2 separate regions of the Mus musculus genome follow, and region 2 is linked to region 1. Evidence: chromatin loops called from intact Hi-C (ENCODE). Cell type or tissue: heart. All regions are shown on one strand. Each heading gives the region's core, and the rest is flanking DNA. Links, peaks and the distances in the headings are about the cores only.

Region 1 (5,381 bases), core at 204-5,203:
TGAAGCATGCACACTGTGCAGCTGCCACAGAACTGCTGACCTAAACTGCTAAGGTGACATCAAACTGGCCACATGAACTAAATGAAGTTTGCTATCCAAAGTTTTTTTCATAGGTGTGGGTTTATATGGTTGTTTTAATGTTTAATTTCTGAGTGCTCTGCTGCATATAAAATACATCTATAGGCCAGAAGAGGGCATCGGATCCCATTACAGATGGTTGTGAGCCACCATATGGTTGCTGGGAATTGAACTCAGGACCTCTGGAAGAGCAATCAGTGCTCTTAACAGCTGAGACAGCTCCCCAGCTCTCCAATTTTAGATTTGTCATCATTTGTTTTAGCTTTGTTTGGGATAGGTTTCATGTATGCCAGGTTAGCTTTAAATTCTCTGAGGATCACCTCGAACCTCAGATCCTTTATATTTCTACCTCACAATTACAGGGTCTCAGGGGTGCACCAACATGCTCATGTAGTTTTTGTCGTTGTTGTTTTGTCTCACTACATGATACTGGATGGCTGGTAACCCAGTGTGTAGGCTCAGCGATCCATATGCCTCAGCCTCCTGAGGGTTGGGATACCATATGCCTGCTTTTCATGTGGTTCTGGCATCAGAACCACTAGGACTTTATATGTGCTAGGCAAAGCGCACTACCAACTGCGCTTCATCACCAGTCTCAGTTCTAACGGTTTTTTAGATAAAACATTTACACATGACTTGATTTTCCTAATGACCATTTATTCTGCTGCTAGATTAATGTCCTTCATAAACCACCATATGAACATCCAAAAGACTTGAAGCTCAGTGATGGCCGATTGCGTGTAGGCTATGTGAGTTCTGACTTCGGGAATCACCCTACTTCACACCTTATGCAGTCTATTCCAGGCATGCATAATCCTGATAAGTTTGAGGTAAGAATGGGTTTTTTGGTGGCTTTACCCTGTCATCTTCAGCATTAACTTCACTTCCTTTTGAGAAGGTTGGAGCAAAGGTTATTGAGCACACTGTCCCCTCCCTGCCTTTCAGGTATTCTGCTATGCCTTGAGCCCGGATGATGGTACAAACTTTCGAGTGAAGGTGATGGCGGAAGCCAATCATTTCATTGATCTTTCTCAGGTAAAACTGTGATCGTTCTGATCCTTCCATTTTTTTTTTCCCCTAAAAGATTTTTAGTTTTATATATAGAGAAACCCTGTCTAGGAAAAAACAAACAAAACAAAACAAAAACAAAACCCTACTGAATAAATAAAAGAATAAATAGTTTAAAAAGGAAATACATCTTGGGTGTTAAGAAGATGAGGATTTCTTTCAAAGAAAGCAAAGGCTATGTGAGGCCCCCATCTCATTAAAAATAAAACAACACAGTAGTAGAAAGTTGCCTTACCTATTTCTGAGAATGTTTGTGTGTTGTTGTTGTTTCTTTCTTTTTTTTCTTTTTTTTTTCTTTTTTCTTTTGGTTTTTCTGTATAGCCCTGGCTGTCCTGGAACTCACTTTATAGACCAGGCTGGCCTCGAACTCAGAAATCCTCCTGCCTCTGCCTCCTGAGTGCTGGGATTAAAGGCGTGCGCCACTACCGCCCAGCTTTGTTGTTTCTTTTTTTTTTTTTTTTTTTTAAAGATTTATTTATTTATTATATGTAAGTACACTGTAGTTGTCTTCAGATACACCAGAAGAGGGCATCAGATCTCATTACGGGTGGTTGTGAGCCACCATGTGGTTGCTGGGATTTGAACTTCGGACCTTCGGAAGAGCAGTCGGGTGCTCTTACCCACTGAGCCATCTCACCAGCCCCCAGCTTTGTTGTTTCATTCTTTTGTAGGGTGGCAGGGGGAGCATTGAGGCAGAGACTTACTATGCTCCTAACCCTGTCTGGCCTGAAATACACAATGTAGACCAGGTTGGCCTTCTGTAGTGTTCCTTTTGCTTCAGCCCTCTATAAGTTCTGAGATTGTGGTAGGTGCTACCATGCCCTTCTGGTTAGTTGTCTTTATTTCTGTGTTTGGCTCTGTTCTTTACTCTGTAAATTTTGTGATGAATTAAAGTTGAAACCTATGGGAGAATTTAATTTGCTGTAGGTTCTATTATTCACATGGGTGACAAGTAAAGAAATATACCTTTAGACATGAATATGTCTAACTAAGTATGCATATATTTGCATGTAAACACATGTATAAATAAGTCACTGGATTGGGGACATAGTTAATGTAGTATAGTGCTTTCCTATTATACATGAAACCCTGGATTTGCTTTGTAGCACTGTATAAACTGGGTGTTATGGCTCATACCTATAATCTCAGCATTTTTAGAGGTGGAGGCAGAGACAGTGGGATCAGGGTTCACGGTCTGTCTGGGCTAGAGACCATGCCTCAAAAATGAAGTCCAGACATGCTCAGTCAACTGTGGAGATCTTGCAGTACTACTCTTGAACCTTCTTTTCTGAAGACTGGGTCTCTCAGTGAACCTGGGGCTAGGCTGGAAGCTAGCAAACTCTGTATCCTCCTGCCTTCAACCTCCACAGACCTAAGGTTTGAGGTGCACATGGGTGGCCACATCTGGCTTTTTATATGGATCCTGGAAGCCACACTCAGGTCATCTTGCTTGTATAGGAAGCACTAGCACTCTTACTGAGTCTGTTATAGTCCTCTGTTTATACCACTTTCCATTGTAATTATATTATGTCAAACTTCTAGTCATCTTTTGTTATGTGGCTTATCTGTCTATTTTTTAAGACAGAGTCTTAAGTATTTATCTCTAGCTGGTTGCAAAGTCATAATGCTTACCTACCAGGCTCGTAACAATGTGCTTGGCCTCTTGTTCATCTTTGAGGCCTATTTCAAATACTAGCTCCTTTCTGGAACTTACTAAGCCATTCAATTTAGATGGAAGCTTAGCTTCCTTTATTTTCTATCTCTGCAATGCTTTGATATTATAGCAGTCCTAAGCTCTATGTTGCCTAGTTCACTGACTTGGTTTTCATCTCCTTTTTTTTTTCCTTCAAACTTAGCCTGTTTTTTTTTCTTTCAAAGAGGTAAACAGTAGATTATGTGAGAGATTTTAATCATGTCTGAGTACACCGTAGCTGTCTTCAGACACACCACAAGAGGGCGTCAAATCTCATTACAGATGGTTGTGAGCCACCACGTGGTTGCTGGGAATTGAACTCAAGACCTTTGGAAGAGCAGTCAGTGCTCTTACCCACTGAGCCACCTCTCCAGCCCCCCCTCATCTTTTTTTTTGCGACAGGGTCTCTTGTAGCTGAGGCTGGTGTTTATCTTCTGATCCTCTTGCTTCTACCTAACAAGTGCTGGGACACAAGAGTGAGCCACTGGCCCTAGCTTTCCCATCTCTTTTTTTCATCTAGGTCTCTAAATTCTGTTTAATGTTATTAAAACCAATTGTATTAATCTAAGATTCTACATCGTTCTTCCTGTGTGTTCCACAGATTCCTTGTAATGGAAAAGCAGCCGACCGCATCCACCAAGATGGAATTCACATCCTTGTGAATATGAATGGGTATACCAAGGGTGCTCGGAATGAGCTCTTTGCTCTTAGGCCAGCTCCTATTCAGGTAAAAGAACAATCACTTACAATGTCTATTGGTCTGAAAAGATAGTGGGTTTTGGGTTTTCTCCATCTGGCTAACTGCTCTGGAAAACAAAAATAGACATTCTTTATTTTAAAAGTGTGTTCTTGGAATGGACGAGGATAGATTTTTAGGTGTAGACATAGTGCCTACCAGTAAAATATCAGTGGAAACAGGCATTTCATGGTTTTCTATTAACAGCTCCTTTGCTTAACACATTTGAAGAACACCTTAACACAAAGTTATTTGGAAAGGCTGCTGGATTGCTCTTGACTAATGAAACCAGCCTCTCATTTATTTACATACATAATTTGAGAGCCTTTTGATGAAGATTCTCGTTTGAAAGAACTCCTTTGGGGAGATGGTTGCTATATCTACAGTAAGTTGGTAGGTTTATGGATGGATAACAGTTGTTAGCTTTTGGTCTGATTGTTTTTGTTTGTATTTTTTTAAGGCCATGTGGCTGGGCTACCCTGGGACTAGTGGTGCACTGTTCATGGATTACATCATCACTGATCAGGAAACTTCCCCAGCTGAAGTTGCAGAGCAGTATTCTGAGAAACTGGCTTATATGCCCCATACTTTCTTTATTGGTGATCATGCTAATATGTTCCCTCACCTGAAGGTAGGCAGAAAACAATGATATGAGGAAACCCCGAGAACTGTGTTTGATCCTCCCTTTGTTGTCCAGATTCACCTTTACGAAAAGGGATGTCTGAATTTTTTTCCATTAGAAAAAAGCAGTCATCGATTTTAAATCCAATGGGCACATTTATGATAATCGGATAGTTCTGAATGGCATCGATCTCAAAGCATTTCTCGATAGCCTACCCGATGTGAAGATTGTCAAGGTCAGAACCTAGTCAGCATTTGTCATTGAAGCAAATCAAATTTGTGATTTTTTTTTTTTTTGTTTATAGTTCATTTTTGTCTTGCTGATTTTTTTTTTCCAGATGAAATGTCCTGATGGAGGTGACAATCCAGACAGCAGTAACACAGCTCTTAATATGCCCGTTATTCCCATGAATACGATTGCAGAAGCAGTAATTGAAATGATTAACAGAGGGCAGATTCAGATAACAATTAACGGATTCAGTATTAGCAATGGACTGGCGACTACACAGGTAAAAGGACTGTAATTATGTATCACATACATGACACCCATCCTTTCCTCTAAGTCTTATGGCCACTCCATTTTACAGAGTAAGAGATAAGCTTATTGGGAACTGGCTCTTTTGAAGCTGTGTCTGGTTTTAAAGTCATTTGGCTTCAGCTATCAGGCTCCTTAGTGAGAACCTACTGTGCTAACATTTTGTATTTGCCTTTCTGTGCACCATATAGTTTTTGCTTCTGTAAACTTATCCTTTCTCTGGCCAAATCCTGCACAACCTTTCAATTCAGATCTTTTTTTGTTTTGTTTTGTTTTGTTTTTTTTCGAGACAGGATTTCTCTGTGTAGCCCTGGCTGTCCTAGAACTCACTTTGTAGACTAGGCTGGCCTTGAACTCAGAAATCCGCCTGCCTCTGCCTCCCGAGTGCTGGGACTAAAGGCGTGCGCCATCACGCCCCGGCTCTTTTTTTTTTTTTTTTTAAGATTATTTATCTTATGTATATGAGTACACTGTAGCTGTCTTCAGTCACACCAGAAGAGGGCATCAGATCCCATTACAGATGGTTGTGAGCCACCATGTGGTTGCTGGGATTTGAACTCATGACCTCTGGAAGAGCAGTCAGTGCTCTTAACTGTTGAGCCATCTCTCCATTCCCCTCCCCCTTAATTTTTTTTAAAAGTCAGTTTAGC
Region 2 (5,345 bases), core at 1-5,000, 220 kb before region 1:
GTTCTTTACATGGGGGAAGTCAAGGAAGGTTAGATATTATGATGTATATATAACAGATGTGAATCCAAGGGCCTTGTGCTTCATAAAGTCCTGAAGTTGTTCTGGTTGTAATGTCAAAATGGAATGGGCCAAAACTGGATAGATGTAAGGTTCCTAAAGAACAATAGTCTGTTTTTCCTGGCTCATGAAAAAGAAATTGGCTAGAACCTATGCAACCTCGAAATGTCAGTTGTATGTAAAATGTGGATAGAAAGCTAAATAAAGATGGATGGATGACTGACTGGAGCCGTAACTAGTAAAGCCTGCCTTTCCTCTCAGGGTTCTCCATTAGAGCTCTAAACAGACTTGGTTGCCTGTCTCCTAACAGTCAGGAGGAGACTTGAGTAGTTAAGTAGAAATGGCCTGTAGTGGGAAGAAACCTTAGATGAGCTAGAACCTGCAGAGATAGATTCTACTGTAACATTGTTCTCTTTCTCTTTTTTAAGACCCCACCAACAACTGAACGTTTTGGCCAAGCTGCAACAATGGAAGGAATTGGAGCAATTGGTGGAACTCCTCCTGCATTCAACCGTCCAGCTCCGGGAGCTGAATTTGCTCCAAATAAACGCCGCCGATATTAGATAAAGTTGCATTGTCTAGTTTCCTGCAGCCCTTAAAAGAAGGGCCCTTTTTGGACTAGCCAGAATTCTACCCTGGAAAAGTGTTAGGGGTTCTTCCCAATAGATAGGCCTTCCCTGCTTGTACTACTCTAGGGAGCATGCTTGAAGGCAGAGGGGCAAGGGAGGGGTGGTATTCAACAAGTCAAAGTCTGTGGTATATTGCTTTATCAAGACTGTCTGGTGCATTCCTGAACTATATTGATTGTTGAGGGCCTGGAGAACCATGGGAAAATGAACTCAGAGCTCCATTAATCTTGATCATTCCTTCTCTCTCTTTCTCTCTCTCTTGTTTTAATTACTTTCTCATCTTTATTCCCCTCAACCCCTGAGACACTGCCATATATACCACAAACCATAAACATCCTCCAATGACCTAGCCCCATCCCTCCATTCACTCCCAGGTAAGAATTCAGACAAATGTCCACAGAGGTTACAGCATACGTACGGTTGTGTTATATCTCATATATGACCCCTTCATGTCCTAAGGAAGACATTTTCTCTTAGAGGTTTTCATTTTAGTATATCTTAAAAGAATCTTGTGTTACCTTGCCTCCATCTTTTTCTTGGGTAAGGACTACACTTTGTGTCTCTGATGTTGCTGTTCACAGCTTTTCTTGATAGGCCTAGTACAATCTTGGGAACAGGGTTGCTGTGTGGTGAAGGTCTGACAGTAGCTCTTAGTCTTGCCTATCTTAGGTAGCTACGCTGTGCATTTTTATTGGTATACTATGAATTGTTCCAGATACCTTCAGTTTGGAAAGTTTTCTGAGAAATGGAGACGTCATGCAGCATCACCTTATTAAAATACATTTGAAGCCTTTTCATTTTCTGTGCTGTTTTTTTTTCTTTAAAAAAAAGGGAGGGGAGGAAATTCTGTCTTGGGAGGTATATACAATAAGACTACATAGCGGTGATCTTTGACCTTTGAATTGAAATATTAAAACATCAGGCAAACCTGGGCAGGGGAAGGTGCTACGTATTGTGGAATGGCTAGGACCAGTGCTATTGGCACTACCTGGAGGTAATGGCAGAAAATGGAGGGGGTTGTACCCATACCCACACAGGGAGTGGGGAACTTAATTAGTATTTTGTTTCTGAGCAGCTGCTGGGATGTCAGAGGCTTGGAATTGGCAACATCTAAAACTGCTGTAGTTAACTGACCTCGCCCAAGTTCCAAGGGCTCTTCCTGATCCTTTTTTCCTGAGCCTCAGCTCTGGGACACTTTTCTATTGGCTGGGAAGCCCAACTCAAGTTCCCTTGCCCATGTTTGGAGGTGGACGCCTCCTGAACTAAAGATAGAACCAGCTGGCCCTTCTAAGCAGCTAAAAGCCTTCAGGCTAAGAGGTGTTCCCCACTCTGCAGCCAGACTCCTTGAAATACCCTTTGAGTGAGCTTCAGTGTCTCCATGTCTCTGCTCTGCTATAACAAAGGCTGTGGGCAACACTTTGACCCCAATACCAATCTCCCTGGTGAGTAAATTATTTACCTCAGGGTTCTGGGTAGGTGTTTAGGGTCAGCTGTGTAGCTGGCCATTGGGAACAGGGAGAACAAAAATTGGGCTTAACTGAATTGGTCTGGACGATCTTGACTTTCCACATTCCATGAAATGCCATTAACATGAACCTGGAGAGAACTGGGATGGCATTTGGCCTGGTTACCTTTCTGCCTTGATGTTTGTGCTGGTTATCTACAGATTCCTGTCGCTATCACCCTGGGGTGCCAATCTTTCATGATGCACTTAAGGTGAGGAATGGGCGATGCGGGCTTAGCAAGAACATTTTCTACAAGGAAATATGCCCAGAAAATCTAAGCTGATTTCTGGGTCTCTTGTTCCCAGGGTTGGTCCTGCTGCCGAAAGCGAACTGTAGATTTCTCTGAGTTCTTAAACATCAAGGTAAACCCTTTACTTCCTTGGATTCAGCTCCCTATAGAAGAATTGTACTTCTAACTCTTCTCTCCTTAATCTGTCCTAGGGCTGTACTGTGGGACTACACTGTGCAGAGAAGCTGCCTGAGGTCCCTCCTCAGCCTGAGGGCCCTGCCACAAGTTCACTTCAGGAGCAAAAACCTCTAAATACAATTCCAAAGTCAGCAGAGACCTTGTTCCGAGAAAGGCCTAAGTAAAGAGACCTGGGGGCTTTGATCTATGTCCATGTAGCTTCCCTAGGAATTAGTGGCTCACTGGGGTTCAGAAACTAGGGGCTAGGGATCTGAGGAGGGCCATGTGTTGACTTGGATGATGCATCTTTTGTTGTGGGGGAAATTTGTATCAAGAAAAGTCCTTTGCTATAAGACAGTGGAAAGGAAGATGGAATAGATAGTGTTATTCTAGGGACTAGAGAGCCCCTCAGATACATGCTTAGTATACAGCAGAGCAGTGTTTGGTTTTGTTGAGAAATAAGCTGTCAGCTCAGTCTTGAAGGCAATCCTCTTGCCTTAACTTCCTGAATGCTGAGATTACAGGTGGGCACTACCACACTTACTTGAGAATGAAGTGCTATTTTTGTTGTGTATTTTTAGTTTCTAATGATCGTTATTTAGTATAGAAAATGGTGGGTTTCATTATCACATTTTCATGTGTATCATTGTACCTTGCTCACGCCCCCACCAACACACCTGTATTGATCTCTTAAGATCTTGGAAGAACTTTAAGAAATCTTACAGCCATGTGTTTTGTTGGCTCATTCTTGTTAATACCGGTACCCAGGAATGCCGAATCAGTAATTGCTGTAGATACTGGGCTGGCCTGGGCTACAGAAAATTAAAAAAAAAATCAAATGTTGGTTCATTTCAACACTGCAGAGGCAGGCAGCAGGATCACCACTTGTCTGAGGCTACTCCATTCTGTACAGTGAGTTGGAGGTCAGTCATGGTTACCAAGTGGTAACCTATCTCAAAACAACAAAAGAACCAGTAGTCTATAGTTCAACAGAAAAAGGTGATTCCTACATAATCCTGTCAAGTTGAGTTTGGTCTGTGAAACCTACATTAGGACTGGAAGAGAGAACTGACTCTACAAAGTTGTCATCTGACCTCTCCACACGTGCTGAAGTATGTGTGTCACACTAATAAAACTCAAAAACTCAGTTTTCTAACTGAATTTCCTTTTGAAACAGTAGCCCTGGCTGGCCAGGAAATCAGAGATCTCAACTTTTGTTTTTATTTTTGGCTAACTTTTTTTTTACATTTTTATTTATATGTATGTGTGTGGTTACAGGCAGTTGTGAGCCACCTGATGTAGGTGCTGGGAACCGAATCCAGGTCTTCTCCCCACCCCCCAACCCTGGCTGAACCATCTCTCCACCCCCTAAAAAAAAGCACCTTGCAGGGCCTGGTAGAGCATGCCTTTAATCCCAGCACTCAAGAGGCAAAGACAGGTGGATCTCTTGGGTTTGAGGCAAGCTCTGGTCTCCAGAGTGAGTTCCAGAATGGCCAGGGTTAAATGGAGAAACCCTGACTCAAAACAAAAACATAAAAAGCTACATCTTCCATCAAAGAAAGGAAGTAATATTAGCAAGGCACGAGGCTCCAGAGAACAATACAAGGTCCACAGTCTAATAGAGGAAGAGAAAGTGATACAGTTCTGTGGGGAAATGTGGAAGAGAAGCATCCAGCCAGAAAGGAAGCCCTGGGTACTTTCCCAGGGTTCTAGAATGTGAATGTCCACAGAGAGGAAAATTGCCAATGGAGTTGCTACATGACTTCTCTGACCCTGCTCATTTTCACCAAACTGACTTGACTTTATTCTCATGGGTAAGAGTGCTAGAGCTGGTCACTCTGATGAATGAGTCGGAACTAAATGCCAGCTTATAACCTCTAGGTCTGAGATGCCTCCCAAACTGCTACCACTTCTTATATCTCAAGCCCTGGGAGTGGCTTTGGAACAGAAGGAACTAGACCAGGAACCGGGAGCAGGTAGGTAGGTCTTTCATAGGACAGATCTCAAAGACTGCAATTTCATGTAAATGCCAGTAGGGTGGGGGAAATAAAACAGGTTGCTGACTGTTTCCTTTGCCCAGGACTTGACAATAGTCTGATCTGGACTGGTTCCAGCTGCCAGAACCCAGGATGTGATGCTGTGAGTGAGAGTTTTGCGGGGCTCAAGCATGTGGCTGAGAGATAACCAGAGGGATGCCTGGGTTATAGGCAAGAATGTGAATAACCTACTTCACTTTTGGCCTTCTTAGGTTTACCAAGGTCCTGAGAGTGATGCTACTCCGTGTACCTATCACCCAGGGGCACCTCGGTTTCATGAGGGGTAAGAGAAGGGACTGGGCAGGCTTCTCCCAATATGGACAAGAGTAAGGGCTTGGGGGTAGAATTCAAATACACTCTATTCCTCCCTCAGGATGAAGTCTTGGAGCTGTTGTGGTATCCAGACTCTGGATTTTGGGGCATTCCTGGCACAGCCAGGATGTAGAGTTGGTAGACATGATTGGGCAAAGCAGGTAAGCCCCATGTTTCCTCAACACTCGGTTAGGACCCAATTCCAGAGATAAGCTCTCCTCCCAGTATCTCATGGCTGACCTCCTTAACTTCTTCTTTGATACAAATCAAGTAAGATTCTGCTCTTATCACTCCATAGCCCAGAGTCTAGGCCATATGAAATAGTTGATGTTTCTGAGTTTTCTTGTTTCTTTATACCCTGGTGAGACTCCTCTTGGGGTAAAAGTTGCTTTTTACCAGC

What was found. A loop is a pair of places that touch in the nucleus more often than their neighbours do. Peaks named below come from ENCODE experiments on the same cell type or tissue, not always from the same donor. Only the 100,000 strongest peaks of a DNase experiment are listed, where the experiment ranks them.
Region 2: it touches region 1 in a loop (2.9-fold over the local background); 7 of 42 quality-filtered maps call a loop at or near these places.

The regions. Positions count from the first base shown.
Region 1 is chrX:101,669,008-101,674,388 of GRCm38, forward strand. Ogt (O-linked N-acetylglucosamine (GlcNAc) transferase (UDP-N-acetylglucosamine:polypeptide-N-acetylglucosaminyl transferase)) reads left to right here. Exons shown (of 22, transcript NM_139144.4): 13 at 750-908; 14 at 1,024-1,113; 15 at 3,441-3,566; 16 at 4,036-4,206; 17 at 4,316-4,432; 18 at 4,535-4,705. Among named protein-coding and RNA genes, the nearest start is that of Gm52429, 24 kb to the right of the region's middle. In heart, for the core only: a CTCF peak has its summit at 3,082 (motif pointing right); no DNase peak of the experiment used is centred there.
Region 2 is chrX:101,447,109-101,452,453 of GRCm38, forward strand. It overlaps Nono (non-POU-domain-containing, octamer binding protein), which reads left to right. Exons shown (of 12, transcript NM_023144.2): 12 at 486-1,485. The coding sequence ends at 620. Itgb1bp2 (integrin beta 1 binding protein 2) reads left to right here and starts at 2,001. Exons shown (of 11, transcript NM_013712.2): 1 at 2,001-2,128; 2 at 2,353-2,402; 3 at 2,497-2,553; 4 at 2,633-2,778; 5 at 4,479-4,573; 6 at 4,678-4,736; 7 at 4,846-4,916; 8 at 5,007-5,106. The coding sequence starts at 2,065. In heart, for the core only: no CTCF peak of the experiment used is centred there; a DNase peak (open chromatin) is centred at 1,943; H3K4me3 peaks cover 1,104 bases; H3K27ac peaks cover 934 bases.